Linked DNA regions of Homo sapiens: region 1 is linked to region 2. Evidence: read pairs that join two places in POLR2A ChIA-PET (ENCODE). Cell type or tissue: HepG2. All regions are shown on one strand. Links, peaks and the distances in the headings refer to the core of each region. The heading gives the core; the rest is flanking DNA. Region 1 overlaps TSC22D2 (TSC22 domain family member 2). Region 2 has its middle 15 kb from the start of LINC01213.

Region 1 (8,719 bases), core at 175-8,174, 170 kb after region 2:
TTTAATTAATAGAAGTTGAGTTCAAACAATGTTTTTAAAATTCACACAAAGCTCGTTAGATTCTTTTAACTCTGCCTGGCAACGCATTTGTGTCTTCTGGCATAGTTTTGGATAACACTCATGAACTCAACTCCATCTCTTTCATTAGAAAAGAGTATTGCTAAGTGCATGTACATGTCATATTAAGACATGATACACATTGCCTAGAAATGCTAAAACAGTCTTAATTCTTCGGCTTGATTTGCTTGTGTGTGTCACTCTAGGGAAATTTTCTAACAGTATCTTTTTGATGGTGTGTTCCAGAAATCTTTTTAAATAGTTACTTTTAGAACAGGAAGTTTTAAAATTTGTAGTACCATGTTTATAAAATAAATTTTTAAATAGTTCTGTAGCCATTTAAATTAATACATAAATGTAAATTGTGAGATGAGATAAACATGAAGGTTTAATCTTTCAAATAGTTTTCCAAATGTAGCCAGAATGTGAGTACTTTGGGGTATGCTTTATAGTTTCTCTTAGAAAAAGGAAAAATAGCACTCTGTTTAGAAATGTAATAAGAGTAGCTTTCAAAAGTATGATGATTTATTTCAAATAGCTAACTTTGAGCTGTCATGATGTTGATGTGAATGATATATATTATTTTTATCAGTGTAGGAAGGTTTGAGCTATATTTTTGATAATTTGAATATGATATTGAAAGGTTTATTTTGTTTCATAATAAAACCACCATAGAAGTTGCCTGTACATCATTTGTTGTTACAGCTAAATACTCCTTATATGTTTTCTTTTTTTAGATACCTGAAACTTTTAAGGTATCAGAAATGAGGCAAGTTGCGTATCTATGGTTTCTCATGGGTTGAAAATATTTATTTTCTCTCCTCCTTGGAGCCTGTTGTTCAGAGCCAAAGAAGTTAGTGGATATTTGTCTGTAGTGTGTTAATGCCAAAATATAATAAAATCAAAATATAATCAGATCAGCCATTCTTCACTGTAAGTTGGCCTCGTTGGTACTAAGGTGACAAGGCCAACCCAATGGAAACTGACTAGTGGCTTTCTTTTAACTTTTCAACTAGCTTATTAAATTTTCCATTGAGAGGAGCAATCATGGCTAACTTTATTAGTTTTAATAGTCTACACTTTCAGTTGGCAACTATCTACAGAATTACTGATAGGTATATCAGCTAATAAAGTATCATGAGACCGTTTATTCCAAATGGGTTGAAGATTTGTGTGTGTTAAGCTTTAAAAAATATTAAATATAACTTCTGACCTTGATTGTTCTGGAAATCACCAAATCACATTGTTCATTTTTACTATTATAAATTTAGGATTTTTTTTTTATTTTACTACTAATTTGGCAAATAGGTATTTGGCAGGGGTGATTCTCCTATTAAAGAGAGACATAGACTGGGCGCAGTGGCTCCCGCCTGTAATCCCAGCACTTTGGGAGGCTGAGGCAAGTGGATCACCTGAGGTCAGAAGTTCGAGACCAGCCTGGTCAACATGGTGAAACCCCATCTCTACTAAAAATACAAAAATTAGCTGGGTATGGTGGCACATGCCAGCTACTCGGGAGGCCAAGGCAGGAGAATTGCTTAAACCTGGGAAGCGGAGGTTGCAGTGAGCTGAGATTGCGCTATTGCACTCCAACCTGGGTGACAAGAGCGAAACTCCATCTCAAAAAGAAAAAGATATTTGGAAGTTTAAGGGACTGCAAGTCCCTAACGTTATCTTCTACATTATCTATTTATTTTGAGGCATAAATTTGTCTCGCTATTACTAGATAACAGATTTTAGGCTCCTATTTATGAAATGTTGGAAATCATTTTCAGTAGGGGCAGCTTTTAAGTGCCCATTTTCAGTAGACCTACCCTAAATAGCTGAATATCCCTAGTTTGATTTTGTCTAACTAGAAAGACAAGAATCTCCTTTTTTCCTCAGGAATCTTTCAGTTTAGCAGAATATCTTTTAATCAAAATGTAAGTAACTAATATACCTTTCTCATATTGACTTAAAGTTCTCTAATGGCCCCTTTGTTTCCTTCCATATTTAAATTAGAATTGGCAAATTAATAGACTTTTCACCAAGCAGCCTGCCTCTGCCTATATTTAGATATTTCTCCTTCCATTTATATCCAGTGCTTTACTCAGTTATTGTACTAAAATTGAAGCTACCCTCAAGTCTTCCTTTCCCTTTTTCTGTAGGTGCCATCATGGTTTCTGTCTTCTCTGTTTGCCATTTGCAGAGCCCTCAGGGAATCAATCAGCTGAACCATCTTCAAATGTAGGGACAGTAGATACTGATAACGCAAAAATAATCCAACCCTTTCTGCAGTAGCCCAAACTGTTTTGAGTTGACTCTTTATTAAAATAAATACTATAACTTACATAGTTAGCTTTCTGGGAGATTATCTTACTATGGAGGAGTTAATTTTTCCTGAGATCCTAAGCCTACTGGCATTTGAGAATAGTAACTTTAAAATTTGACTTCCTATTTTCTAAAGAACAGTTTTCCAAAGTTAATACTTGGCATTGCTTTGTTAAATTGGCAGAATTAGTTTAGAAACCTATCCTGATGATCACTGGGGAGCGGCAAGCAGGTTCTCATTGGGAGTCCTTTGTTTACAAAAGCTCAGCGTAAGGGTTTATAGCAAACAATTTTACCCTCTTCTAAATACCAGGTCACTAAAGTAAAGGAGTACTAAGGGGAAGAAACTTCAGCTAGACTAAAGGAAGAAATCAGGTAGCTTGTAAGGCTTTAACCTCATCGATAAGCACTTGCAGGGCTTTTGTCTTCATTAAGAAATGCATAAATGTACTTAAAACAAGTGAGAGAACAGTTGCTAGGTGTACATCCCCTTGAGTCTGCTTGTCTGTCCTTATGATAGCACCAGTATTTAGAGAGAAGTTAATAAGGAAAGTAGTAGACATGGGTTATTAACTTAAAATGAAAGTCTAGTAAGTTTATCCTAAATTTTTTTACTAGATAATTGATGATCTCTCAAATTGTTTTCTACAGTGATTATTCACTTATTACCTCTAATTTTAAAATTATTGGATAAAAAAAGTCTTCTTATTTAAATAGCCTCAAGTATTTTGTGTAGGGAACGCCTTCCAGTATTTCCTATCATTGTTTCCTATGAGATTTTTTTTTGAAGCTAGGAATAAATTAGAACTAAGCTGTTTATGTCATAAATACCATTGGTACCATATGAGACAATTTATTTTGTTTTGCTCATCTCTAAGAATCTTGGGTCCATCATTAACATCCACCAGTACTTGTTATCCCAAATGGTAAAACTCAAGTTATGCAACTTAGCTGATCTAGTTTTTGAATGCTTGGTGATAGGACTTGTAAAATTTTTTTATTGAAGTATAATTTGTATCGGAAAAGTGCACCATTCATAAATGTATAGCTCAAATTGAACACACCTGTGTGGGCAGCACCCAGATCAATACATAGAATATTATAAGCCCCTTTCATGTCCTCTTCATGCCCCCCATCAGTCACTTCCCCTCCCAATCCTAATTTCTAATGTGTTATATATGTAGGACCATACACTATGTGTTTTGTGTCTGACCTCTTTCATCCAGTATTGTATTTGAGATTCATCTGTATGGTTCTGCATAGTTGTAGATGTGGACTATATAATTTTAAAGAATCACTCAAGTAGCTTATTTGTTGGAGATTGGTATTGGTTAAATGTTCTCTCCTAGTGATTATGCATAAGTATCTTGAGGATATGTACCTGAACCATTTTGTGACCAACCCCAATATATTCCTTACTAATTTGTACCTAGTACTTACATAATTTATTATCTGATTATATTTCAACCTGTTCCACTAAAAGACATCTAGTAGAGGATAGTACAAGAAGCTAAAAATTATAGCATAGCTTTTTAATGATTGTCACCTTTTATTCTTCCTCCCTCCCTCCCTCTTTCCTTACTTCATTTCCTCCTTCCTTTCTTCTTCTCTTCCTCTCCTTCCTTCCTTTTATTTTACTTTTTAATCTGAAATATTTTAGATTTAAAGTTGCAAAAATAGTGCTGAGGCTTCTTGTATGTCCTTTACCTAGCCTCCCTTAATGTTAACATGTTGTACAACCTTAGTACAATTATCAAAGTTAGGAAGTTAACATTGATAGAATACTATTAACTAAACTACAGATCTTATTTTAATTTTACCAAGTTTTCCACTTTTGTAAGTGTCCTTTTTCTGTTCCAGGATCCAATTCAGGATTCCACATTGTGTTTAGTCATTGTGTCTTCCATTTTAATTTGTAACATAGCACTGTTCCTTTATTGAACATAGGGAGTAGCAAGTCTGGTCTTATTGGTGTGGAGAGTCAGTTAACTAAGATTGCCTACAAATTTCCACCTTTTCTGCAGTGCTTACTACAGTTGCTATTCTCACAGGACTCTTTCGTATCACATATATAAATGTTTTCATCAGTAGTTTAGTTTGTAGTTCTTAAGTGGGGGATGGGGCAGGCCCAGGGTAGGAGGGGCAGGTAATCACTGGTACTTAGAGGATGAAAGCTTTATATATTCCCTCTAAAACTCATTTTTGGATCCCTGATTTAGATGGAAACCTCAGGGCGTGGTTATGTTCAGATGACATTAAATCAAGGAAGTGATAGCCATTGTGAATGACAGCATTTATAAATTTAACTGAAACAAATACAGAAATCAAGAAATTGGAAGAATTTATATGTAAATTCAGGGAGGTTGAAACCTAGGTTGACTGGGTATAGTAAAAAAAAAAAAAAACATACTTAGATATGTGTGTTAATGGCATTTTGTAGTATTGGTTAGCAAGTGACAGTGCTGCCACAAAAACTAATGTGATTTTAGGTGATGTTGAAATGATGGTGACTAATCTGTTGTACTCCATTTCTACAGAACAGTTGTTCTAAATACAAAACTAACTAGAAAACCAAATTTCTTTATACTCTATTTGCATATCCAGGGGTATTTCAACAGGCAGGCCTGAGCGAGCTTACTGAAAAGTAAACAGATCCCTTGGGAAATGGTCTTGCCATCACTAGAAATAATACAACTATCTTCCTGTCTGTTAACCAGGGATGCTGATTTTAAGTGAAATTTAATTTTAGTTACATTTAAAATGCCTACTCTGGAGTTTTATTTCCCCAACTTTTCTAAATGGAAGTACAAGCATTGGAATTGAACTCCTTTACTTCTGTTTCGTCATTATTGGCTGTGATTATCAGTAAACCTTAAAGAGCTGTGTATTTGCTTAAGGAATGGAAGGGTAGTAAACTATTCTGCTTTTTTAGGGAAGAATTCCATGTCAGAGGCAGTAAATGTTGATCTGAATAGAGAAACCAATGGAGCTTCCCTCAGAAGAAAATGAGTGACAGTAAGCTTATTTGGAAATGAGAATTGCCATAGGAGTGGTGGTAAATGAAGCCCCACAAATAACTAGGCACCAGTTATCACCATGCTGATGATTTCAGCAGCATCTTAAAAACTAGTGAATTCTTCCTACCCAGGTGCCAAGGGGAGGTAGAGTAACTCATGGAGAAAAATAACTACACATTACAGACTGACTGGCAGAATTTAAGGTTAACTTCATTTAGAAATCATGGACTATATATATAAATGGGCATCAGTCTAGGTCATAGTCATAGGACTGTAGGGAAAACCAGGTCTCCAAGTTTTTAAAAGCCACATGCTTGGTTATGAAATTGATGCTCTCAAAATATAATTCAAATTCTTGTTGATCTGGAAATAAGAATAGTGTGTGGGAAAGAAAGAAATTGTATGTAGAGTGTAGTGAAGGTAGGTCATTGGGATTTTAATGGAAGATGAAAGAAGCCACTTAAAACTGTTTGAAACTCATGCCTATGGTGTTCTGTAAAGCTACTTGGGAAGTTCAGTAAAGTATTAGATGCCTGGTCATATTATAAAGTAGTCTCTTTAACAATACGTGTTTGTCCCCAATTATAGTTACTTGCTATTTAAGGCATTTTCCTGTTACCATCTTCAGTGGTCTTAGATCACCTTTTCCAACCAAAAGATTCTAAAGCCTTAAAAATCTCACTTTTTTAGAGTAACTCAGAATGAAGCTGAGGGAAAATACCAGGAACGTTTGCAATTACCTGACTCAGCAAAAGTTTGTTCTCCTATAATTAAATACTAGAAGAAACAATAAGATTTAGTAACTGCTTTCAGTGAGCTTGGTCTTAATATGGAAAATGGTAAATACATTATCACATGATTGAAAGTAATAACTCATATAAAATGTAAGCACTTCATATCTCTCAAGTACAGCTGGAGGGATTGGTCAAAGCTTCTTCAGGAGGTGGCTTTTGAGTTGGAAACTGAAAGGTGGGTAGAATTTGGTCAAGCAGAATTAAAGAACTGAGGGGAAGGGAACATTCCAGTTAGAGGAAATATTGTGCACCACTATGGAAGTACTGGCCTTATATGATAAGGATAAAGTTAAATTTGGTAGGTGTATAACATTTGAAGACAGGAGAGGAGAGCAGTTAGATTAGAGACAGAGATTCTAGAAAGGTACTGAAGCCTGAATTAGGCAATGGGGATGAGATAGGAATTACAGGATTTTACAACTGATTGGTCATGATAGGGGAGCAGTCAAACTTGACTCCAAAGTGCCAAACCTAATTGACTGAGGGAATGCTGGTACTGTTAGAAAGTATTAGTGAAAGAATTAGTTTGGGAAGGAGAAAGTAGTGATGAGGTTTTTGTTTTTAGCTGTTTTTTGGATGAGTTGATAAGCTGGTACAAAGTCAAGGTGAAAATATTTGGGGTGCAGCTGAGGCTGCAGACTTGCAGGTTGGTATAGAAATTAAAGCTAGTTGAGATTTAAGAATGTTTTATTAGAGTTCAAGCTTTAGGAAAGGCCAAGATTGCCAAGGATTAGAGTAGGGTAAAGGGTCAAGCCAGGACCTTAGGCAATACCACCTGCATTTAGATAACAGAAGGAAGTCTGAAGAGGATGATTGGTTTTAGAGATTAGACCATTCTGAGGATATTATTTTCTAATCAAAAAGAAGAGAAAGGTCTGAATCTTTAATTTGAAATAATTTCAAATTTACAGAAAAATTACAAGAATAGTACAAAGAACTCAATCTTCTTACCAAGATTCAGTGTTTGTTAACATTTTGTCATATTTGCTTTATCATCCTAACATATTATTTTAGGAACCACTAACAAGGTGAAACCCCATCTCTACTAAAAATACAAAAATTAGCCAGGCGTGGTGGCAGGCACCTATAGTCCCAGCTACTCGGGAGGCTGAGGCAAGAGAATAGCGTGAACTCAGGAGGCAGAGCTTGCAGTGAGCCGAGATCGCGCCACTGCACTCCAGCCTGGGTGACAGAGTGAGGCTCTGTCTCAAAAAAAAAAAAAAAAAAAAAAAAAAAGAGTAGATAGGAAATACCATATCCATTTAACTTCAGATACTTCAGCTTATGTTTCCTAAGAAGATTATTCTCTTACCAACAATATAATTACCAAATTCAGGGTATCTTATATTAATGTGCTATTATCAAATATGAATATACAGTGCATATTCAGATTTTGTCAGTTATTACAATAATGTCCTTCATAACCATTTTTTAACCTGTTCGAAGAGCCAGTATAGGTTCACCAATTATACTTAATTAAACAGTTGTCTTTTTCCCTTCCTGTCTTGTTTGAATATGTAAGTACTTGTGTTAGTCACCTAAAGGATTATTTAAAATTTAAATATTTAATAAAAAATGCAGTATTAATGTTTTTGGATAAAATACTAGGAAAAAAATGTACTTGCTTAGCTAGTTTGTACTATTGGGAGTATTCGAAAGGCAAGGGAGTACTGCCTAAAATCCAGCTGAAACGACTACTAGAGTTGGTGAAGTTTTATAAGGGGAGGTCTTTTATTGCTCAGAGTTGGGTGGTGGGTGGCAAGAGTAGGAGAACATTTGGATATTAATGTGTCCCTTAGAAATTGAAGTATATTCATGTACTTCCCTTTCTGTACTGTGATTTTTATATGTATGTATTAAATTGGGCTTTTAATTATTTTGAGTTGGAAAAAATAGTGTAATTTGAAGACATTTTACATCACCACTTGGGTTTGCAAATTATGTATTGCTATCCTGTATATACTGTTGTATCCTCTTAGTTTTATTCTGGTAGTTGTGTTAGGTGGCTTGTCTGCTGCGAGATTTTTAACCACAAATCTAAATCTCATTATTCGAAGTGGTGTTTCACTGGACCCTAAACATCTCTTCTCTTAGCTTTTCTATGGCTAGCTGAAGTGGGACACTAAACATTCTGACATCTGTTTTCGACACATTACCAGGTTTCAGAATTGGCAAAGAGAAATTATTTCTTAACTGCTCACCCACCATTATATATGCTTTCCACCCATATGTTTACCACCTTCCTCTTTAGTAAATTTAATATGTTATTTAATAAATTTCTAAACCTAAGTCACCCCAGCCTATTTTGAGATGTTTTGATAATTATTTTCAGGTGAAATTTTAGAAACAGTTTTGAAAAAGGTGGGAATAGCTGGTAAGGTCTCTTTATTATTTATTTATTTATTCATTTATTCAATTCTTTTTTTTTCTTTTCACCAAATAGATTTTAGGTAAACCAAGGCTTTGAATAGAACAGAAAAGTGTATGTATGTTTGTACATGTGAACTAATTCGCCAAATTCGATGTATTTTTTTCTACCGA
Region 2 (8,719 bases), core at 254-8,253:
ACTGATCCCAAATGGAGAAATCAATTTGATTTGTAGAAGCTAAGCCCTTTAGATTCTTCTGCAACATTTTGGTAAACTCATTTTTTAAAAACAGCAGCACACCACAAGTTGGTCCTGTAAATCATGTAGATCACTAGATTTGGGAGACTAGAGGACTAGGAAAAAATGATGACAGTAATCCAGCAAATGTTTAATTTCTACCCCACCCCCAAAAGGAACAACTACCCTTTCAGAGCCAAGTCCTGACTTCAGGGCTGCCCACAGTCTTGCTCTCTGAAAGCCCTGTAGAAAATTAGAGGGGTGGAAGGCAATCATTTAAAATAGATCACATTCAGTTTTATTAAAAAACCAAAACAGCTGGGGTATTGATTTGCAAGCTCTGTAATGCCATTGGTATGCCCAACCTGGCCAAGATATTAAAAAGATATTTAAGGAAATGTCACTAAGTGTCTCAGGCACAAGTTTTGGCATATTCAACCAGCATTGTGGTGCTGTGGGTAATTCGTCTTCCTTTATGTTTTGCTATGCAGCACAGGGGGAGGGGACATTTACAAAATGATTTACTGTGACACATCCATTATAATGAAAGCATGTGCCGCTTGCCAGCACTCCTGGCCCATCTTCTCCCTCCCAGATGCTCGGCCATATGTCCCATGCTTGGCGTGAGCGACAGTTGTGTTGATAGAGAAGGAGTCCTGGGATCTCGGTGTTTTTAACAGAAATCCCAGAAAGCTCTGAGGTTGCTGGCTCAGGTAAGAAAAGCAGCAGGAAAGGGCCCATTGTTTGGGACTAAGTGTTTTTAAAGATGCTTCAGTGGTATAACCACAGGATGGAGTGAGATTTACTGTCTCCTCAAGGCCAGGAGGATTGCTGAGAGAGGAGCTCAAGCTTCACTTGGGGAGCTTTCCACTGTTGCTGGCTTCCCAGCTCAAGTTCTCTTTCCTTCCTCACCCCTCCGCAAGATAACTGGCTGCTCTCTGCTCTATCTTCCAGCAACAGCCCATTCCTCAGTTACCAGGACCTTGCATCCAAATTCGAGCGGCACGCATTACTGCTTCGTGAAAGCAGCTGCTACTTTGACCATGTGGATCTCCTGGCTCCCTAACTATTGCAACCCTAGCTTAATTGCCTCTGCTCCTGGAATAAAATCAGCACTTATTGAACACCTGCATATGGAAGACATCATGCTAGGCCCTGTGAAAGAAAGAAAGAAATTTGGTATACAGTTGGTTTTGCCTTGAAAAGTTTACCATCTAGTTGTGAATTAGTACTCCCATCTATGTCCTGGCAAACCTTGGACAAATTTCTTAACCTCTTTGCACCTTGATTTCTCCATCTGTAAAAGAGAGGATAATAGTATATAGGATTGATGTAAATCAATTAATATGTATAAAATGCTTAAACTAGTACATGACACATAATAATCACTCAGTAAATGTTAGCTAAATTTGGCCCCTAGTTGGAGGAAAGAAAGAGGGAAAAAAGAGGAATAAAATTAGATTTATGTGCTGTATCTTGTAATAAAATTTTATATATGTTCACTGAATTCTCACAATACCATGTAAGGTAGATATTACTGTTACTCTTTAATTTTTAGTAAATTGAGGCTCTGCTAGGTTAATACTTTGTCCAGGTGTTCAATGTTGACAAAGCTTACAGTCAAGGCCAAAACTACTTAGTGCCACAGCCCATGATTTTGAAAAGACAAATAATTTAAAATTTAAATAATGTTTACAAGACACTAGAGGTTGTCTAGCAAAGGTCAATCTCTGATTGATTTCCCAATAAATTGCATGAGAAGACATTGCCTAAGAGTTCACTTCGATATGGAGCTGGCAACCGCAGGGAGCTCTTCCCACCACTAGACCTGAATGAAGCATCGAGGAGCCATTCTTGGAAGCCAGGGAGGGGAGTGGAATGGAAAGGGCTGCCTGGCAGGAGCTGTATCTCTGGGTAGAGGGACACAGCCAACCTGCAGGAACCAGCAGAGAAGGGGCCAGGAACATACTCTGATCTTACCTCCTCCTTCCTCTCTCCTGCCAGTACTCTTGGGTAAGCAAGCCCTTTGCTGCTGTCTAAATAGGTCATCCTCCCTGGGCAGAGAACAGGATGGAAAAGAGTAGAGAGAGGACCTGGGGGTGCAAATGTAAGATATCCAACACAGGAAGTTTGTTATAAGATTAGATAACTTACATGGCACTGTGTCTGCTACACAGAAGATACTGACCACCTGATGGTTACTATTATTTCTTATTATTTGTCCTGCTTTGGTTGGCTTGGTATTTATGTGTCCAGTTCAGATCCTCTGGCCTCACCGCAAACAAAAGAGTTTTCTAATCCCTGTAGTAGCATGAGAAGTGACTCACTAAAAAGTCAATTAAGTTTCTTGTCTACAATCTTTTGCCTCTATTTTTTTTAAAGGAAGCTTTCAAATGGGGTTGGGGGTGGGGAACTTGGAAATCATTTTTTTAAACACAAGCTTTGTGATTTGTCTTATTGGAAGTTCTTAACAGAGGAAAGGGGCCTGTTTGTTTAGATTGCTATGCAACAGGAGGCATTGAGTAAATGGTTTCCCAGTTTTTATTATTTTAAACTTCACCCGGAGAAAATTGATCCAAGTTTAAGAAAGACAGGAGGAATGGAATATAGACTCTAATGTTTCCAAAATTCTAAATGGCACTGCAAATAATAGAACCCTAAAACAAACATTCACAAACAGAAAATTACCTTTGTATTTCTCACTTTCAAGGTAAAATCCGTAGAAAATATGTCTTCATCTATTCAAACAGAATTTTTTCCAGCTAATTTATACACTACATGCTAAATAATGACAGAAAGTTGAAAGTTTATCACTTTCTACCAAATATCAGCAAAAGGTTAAGTTGCTGTAGAATAATTACTTTTTATCTCCATTTTTCACCCACAACATGCAGAAAGCACAACTAGGCAGAAGCCATCATTGACCAAGAGGAAAGAGGGGCAGATGCCTCCTAAAATTCTTTCCCTATCTCAAACTCAGTCACCAGTTTTTACAAAAGCTTCACATTCCCCCATCGAGCTATTTTTCATTAGGCCAAGAGGTTTTGGGTTGATATTCATGTTGGTGCTGGCTCTATCAGGCTGGCAGGCTTAAGGCAGTTTCTGAATTTCCTGTTCAAGTTAGAGGGGAAAATGCACATGCGTCCAGTGCCCTGAACTTGGTGAAATCAGACATCTGGAAGCCAATGGTGGGGAAAGAGAGCAAAGGTTACAAGAAAAATAACACTCAGTAGCAACCAGCAAAACAAACTTTTGTCTGGAGCAACAAGAAGGCACAGCAAACACATCAGCCCATGTGGCACCAGCTCATCTTCTTAAAAACAGTGTCTTACTGCTTCTCCTAATGTCAGGAGTTCCAAAAACATAAAGAAGTAAATAAAAATAATTAAAATGCCTCTACCCAATAATTAAATGCCACTACCCTAACACTGTGATATATTTCCTTCTAGTTTTTTACACACACATATTCTATAGGTATATGTACATAAGTAAGATTGCAAAGAAATACGAAGGATATTTTAAAACTAAAAAACAGAATTATTTTATACTTGCAGTTTTATGTGTTGTATTTTAAGTCTACATTATTTTTACACATTTCCTTATATCATTACATATTGTCAGAATGGCTATTTTTTAAATTAGCTACGTAATAGTTCATCCTACAGATGTAGCATAATTTGACCAAGCTCTTGTTGTTGGCATTCACGCTGTTTCCAATTTTTTTACTGTTATGAATAATATTTTGAAGAATATCTTTGTAATTCTGCCTGCAGAATAAATTCCTAGAAGTGAAATTACTGGGTGAAAAGCACTCACTTAAAACATAAAGCCCAATCTGCCATCTAGAAAAGTTATGTCAAGCCTTGGTCTTGTGAGTAGTTTAGGAAAATATCTATTTTACTACACCCTATCGATCCTGAGAATTACCACCTTTAAAACTCTTGGCCTATTTGAGAGGTGGAAATGGTGTCTTAATATTTAAAATTTTTATTTTTCTTACTTAATAATAGTCTGAACATGTACTGACCATGCCAAATCAGTTTTTGTCATCTTTGAAAACATTGACTTCCTTTTGACTGGACTTTAAAGTGCCAGTTCCCGCAGAAAAGTCAACTTCCATGGACGTGTGAACACAGCCCTCTTAATATAAATATTACCAACTCCATATCAGTCTTAATTTTAATAATAACGCCAAACAATGGATTCTTTTCTGTCACGTTTTGCAATATAATCATGTCAGTTTTCAAAGGCTGGTACACCCTGGAATTACAAACACAGTCTGTGGCAAGAGATATTGGCAGCTCTCCAACCCAGAATGACAAGCAAGCATCCCTTCATTCTGAGCCCACAGGATGATGGTGCAGGGACAGGGGACCTAGTGACATGGGTATCCATTGGCAACCTGACACTCGTTGACCCCTCACATGTCAGAGTTCCTAACTTTCATGCCAAGGACCCCTCTGACAGGTGAGGTCTACAGATCCCTTCTTAGAATAATGCCTTTAACAGCTTAAAATAAATACATACATAGAATTATAAAATAATCCAATTATATTGAAATATGATTATCAAAACATTTATAAAAATCTGTGGTATAGTAATATAGGTGCTTATTAAGCACTATTTAACAAAATCTAGCAGCAGATCTAAAAACTACCATCACAGCAAAGTGATAAAAAAGGTAAAGATATTTCAAGATACCTGCAACAGCTAATACAATGTGAAAATGTTTATTTCTATTAGTGACAAAGTCCAAAGACTGCAAACACTGTTGTGGTTTGTTGCCTACATTCATAATGAAGGTAATGATGCATTTCAGTGAGAGTTCAGTAAAAGATGTAATTTTTTTTTCCTGTCCTGGAATGCCTGAGTTCTCTTCATGGACCCTAGGTTAATAACCCGTAGTCACATGAAGTGTTCTGAAAGTAGAAAGTTATGTAAATGCATTTATTTCCACCTCCTCCCACTACTAAGAAATGTTACATTTTCTCTGGGTCCTATTTTTTTTCTTTGCTCTAATTACTACCATTCTGGGAAGCTGTTGGAACAGTGCAGTAGGGTTGGCTACAGTGGAAGAGCTTAGTCAAAGTGTTGAAGTCACCATGTTAAAAATACCTTACTTGATGAAGTTGCAGACCTGTGCTCTCTGATCACGTGCCACACGTAGCACCATTATACCACGCTGTGATTTAACAACCCATGTCTGAGAGTCAGAAGCTCAGGGTTCTAGCTACAGCTTTGTCACTAAGCAGCTGTGTGACTGTGAAAAGGCCCCTTGACATTCCTGAGCCTTAGATTTTCATAACTAAAAAAAAAAAAAAAAATTGGAAAAGACCATCTCCCGTTTCAAGTTCTCACAATATTTGACTTTAAAACTTTGTAACTTCCATTGTATTTTGATGATGAGTGTATCCTTCCAGAAGAGTTCTTTAGCATCCAGAACAGACAGATAGGCTTACCTGTTGTCTAAAATAAAGTTTCAATCCCCTTTTTTGTCCCTGCCAGTCTCTCTTTTCCATTTTTCCCTCATCCTCTTTGTAAAACAAACGTGTTCTTTTCCTTAAAGCAACAGAACCTGAATTCTTCTGTTGGTTCTAAAGCAGAACTTAAAGTTTCTCTGGATCTTCTGTTTGTCACACGACTTCCCCAGTCACGTCTGAATGCCCAGGCCAGCCAGTGTCAATTTCAGTGTTGGTTCCAATGTTCCCAAATCTCCGCTCATAGAGCATTCTTCCTTCCTCTTTAGGTAAGCTTTCCTAGGTCTTAGGCAGGGATTTCTTAACTTTCTATGTGTTGCTTCACTGAACAAGGTAAAGTATTCTGTTCTCCTACTCACATAGAATTCACAGAGTAAATATTTCTCAGAGATTTTCCTTCCTAATCACGCAGCATTTTTAAACACTTGGCATTGTGCTCCGTTCAAGTTGTCGAGCCCAGATTCAGGGAGAGCCCAGAGCTTTTGGTGTCAGAGTGAACAGGAGTGCTGGGTGAATGAGGCGGCCTGGCAGGGACACCATAGGCCTGTTGGACCCTAAGAATACTGACAAGGCTGAAGAGAAAGACACAGAGGCAGCCTGCTCTTGGCAAGCCCAGGCAGGGTTCCCTTTGATGTGAAGTCTTGCTTGATATTGCTTTGTGTGTCTGCATTTGTCCTTGGCAGGCGGAAGGCAGTTCCTTTCCAACAATGAGGTGCCCTTGTGTATTGCTGCCATCCACCAAAACAGTGATGCATGCAAGCAGCTCCCAGGGTGATGAGGTAGGCAGAGTGAGGTTGAGGCTGGTGAAGGGGGTGGGGAGGACACTCAAGGAGAACCCAAGTGCCAAGGTGAAGATGTTAGCAAAGAAGCTGTGACAGGCCTGAAACTCTGCACCAGGGCTCTCAAAACATTTCACTGATTTCACCTTGAAGTAGGAACAATTTGAGAGGGATACAGAGTAATTAGGAGCAAAATGTTGAAAGTGATTTCTTTTGATTGAAATACAAAGAGGTTTAGAAATGCTGCCTGCAATTGCCTCAAGTTAGTCTGGGTCAAATACTAGCCTGTGAATGTTAATCATTACAGTTGGGTCTGTGGACATCATTAGTGCTGTTCTCTAAATATTTCCAGTTCCCCTTCCTCTCAAACACAAGGTAGATTGTATGTAATTCCTGGTCTCTTTGGTCAGAACCATGTGACTAGTTCTAGCCAATGAACAGAAGTGATGTGGGTCTCTTCCTGGCTGGAATATTGAATTATTGATGCAAGACGCTCCAGAACTCTTCCTCTCTGGAATGAGGGTCACTGGTATGGGGACTCTATTATGTCAAAGTCCTCCTGCCAACCCACATGGGAGAAGTAACATAAGCAAGAAATCAACATTTTTGGTTTAAAGCCACTGAGATTTGACTGTTGTTCATTATAGCAGCATAACCTAGATTATTGTTAACTGCTGCAGGCCCCAAAGACTCCTTTCCTTATCCAATTGCTCTCACAGAGATTAGATAGTGAAATGATCCTTGACTTCTTTGAGAAAGTACTCCTGCCTTATTTAAGCAAGGAGCTCTCACAGCCAGGGAATTTCTCCTAGGGAGTAGCACTGGAAGTCAACTGTCTGTGGTTGATTCTCAAAACCTCAAGCTTTGGGAAGCCCAAGATGTTGTAGATAAGAGCCATAATAGGTCCCAAGAAAGAAGCCAGAAGATGCTCGTTGAGTCTTGCTTAGCCTAAAAGAAGCCATGAGAGAAATTCACCAACAGACTGCGTTAAGTGTCTATTTGCATATATTTCTGGGGTCAGAGGTTGTAGTCCCTAAGCAGCTTTTAATGTAAGAGTGGAAAAAGTGAAAAAAGAAGAATATGGTTAGAGAAAACTCAGACTCTAAAGGACCTAGAAAGAATACTGGCTAAAAATCAGAAGAAACACAGTTTGTACTGAACAGAAAATAATTTGCAGCCCTGGTAAGGCACAGAAGAACGGACATTGATTGGCGCTTCCTGTGAGGAGCGTGAGAGCTGCAATTAATCCGGAAATGCTTCAGGGAGGTGTTGTTTTAAAGAACGACTTGACATTTAGAGGGAAAGATAGAATGGTGGGTCAGAAGAAGGACAGGCAATACAGCCTGCAGCCCTTCCTGGAAAAGGACTCAGATACAGGTCAAGGTGGCTTTACAAATGGTTTTTTTGTTTGTTTGTTTGTTTGTTTGTTTGTTTGTTTGTTTGTTTGTTTTGAGGCACAGTCTCACTTTGTCACCCAGGCTGGAATGCAGTGGCATGATCTTGGCTCACTGCAGCCTCTGCCTCCTGGGTTTAAGCAATTCTCATGCCTCAGCCTCCCCAGTAGCTGGGACTACAGGTGGGCGTCACCACACCTAGCTAATTTTTGTATTTTTAGTAGAGATGGGGTTTCACCATGTTGGCCAGGCTGGTCTCGAACTCCTGGCCTCAAGTGATCTGTCTGTCTCGGCCTCCCAAAGTGCTGGGATTACAAGTGTGAGCCACTGTACCTGGCCAGATCAAACTTCTATAATGACCATTTGTAAGCCAGTCATGGTGACTGACACCTGTAATCCCAGTTCTTTGGGAGGCCAAGGTGGGTGGATCACTTGAGGCCAGGAGTTTGAGACCAGCCTAGCCAACATGGTGAAACCCCATCTTTACTGAAAATACAAACAATTAGCCAGGTGTGGTGGCAGGCACCTGTAATCCCAGCTATTCGGGAGGCTGAGGCAGGAGAATCACTTGAATCCGGGAGGCAGGGGTTGCAGTGAGCCAAGATCGCGCCATTGCACTTCAGCCTAGGCAACAAGAGTGAATCTCTGTCTCAAAAAAAAAAAAAAAAGTTTGATCTGAGGGACTCAGTGGGGTGTTACATTTTCAGGTAAGTTGAGAAGAGAAAAGTCAGGTGGCCTGAGGTGGACTGATAAGAGAAAGAATTTTTAAAATAACTAATGCTGGCCGGGTATGGTGGCTCACACCTGTAATCCCAGCACTTTGGGAGGCTAAAGCAGGAGGATGATTTGAGACCAGGAGTTGTAGATCAGCCTGGGCAACATAGTGAGAGTCCATCTCTAAAACAGTAATAATCATAAATGAGCCAGGTATGGTGTAGCTCATCTGCAGTCCTAGCTACTTGGGAGGCTGAAGCAAGAGAATTGCTTGAGCCTGGGATTTCAAGGCTGCCGTGAGCTAGGATCACACCAC

Evidence for each region. Peaks named below come from ENCODE experiments on the same cell type or tissue, not always from the same donor. Only the 100,000 strongest peaks of a DNase experiment are listed, where the experiment ranks them.
Region 1: POLR2A ChIA-PET joins it to region 2 with 5 read pairs; 6 of 35 experiments call an interaction of 5 or more read pairs at or near these places.

The regions. Positions count from the first base shown.
Region 1 is chr3:150,423,838-150,432,556 of GRCh38, forward strand. All of the region lies in intron 1 of TSC22D2 (TSC22 domain family member 2), which reads left to right. Among named protein-coding and RNA genes, the nearest start is that of TSC22D2, 20 kb to the left of the region's middle. In HepG2, for the core only: no CTCF peak of the experiment used is centred there; no DNase peak of the experiment used is centred there.
Region 2 is chr3:150,249,450-150,258,168 of GRCh38, forward strand. No RefSeq gene overlaps it. Among named protein-coding and RNA genes, the nearest start is that of LINC01213, 15 kb to the left of the region's middle. In HepG2, for the core only: no CTCF peak of the experiment used is centred there; a DNase peak (open chromatin) is centred at 4,342.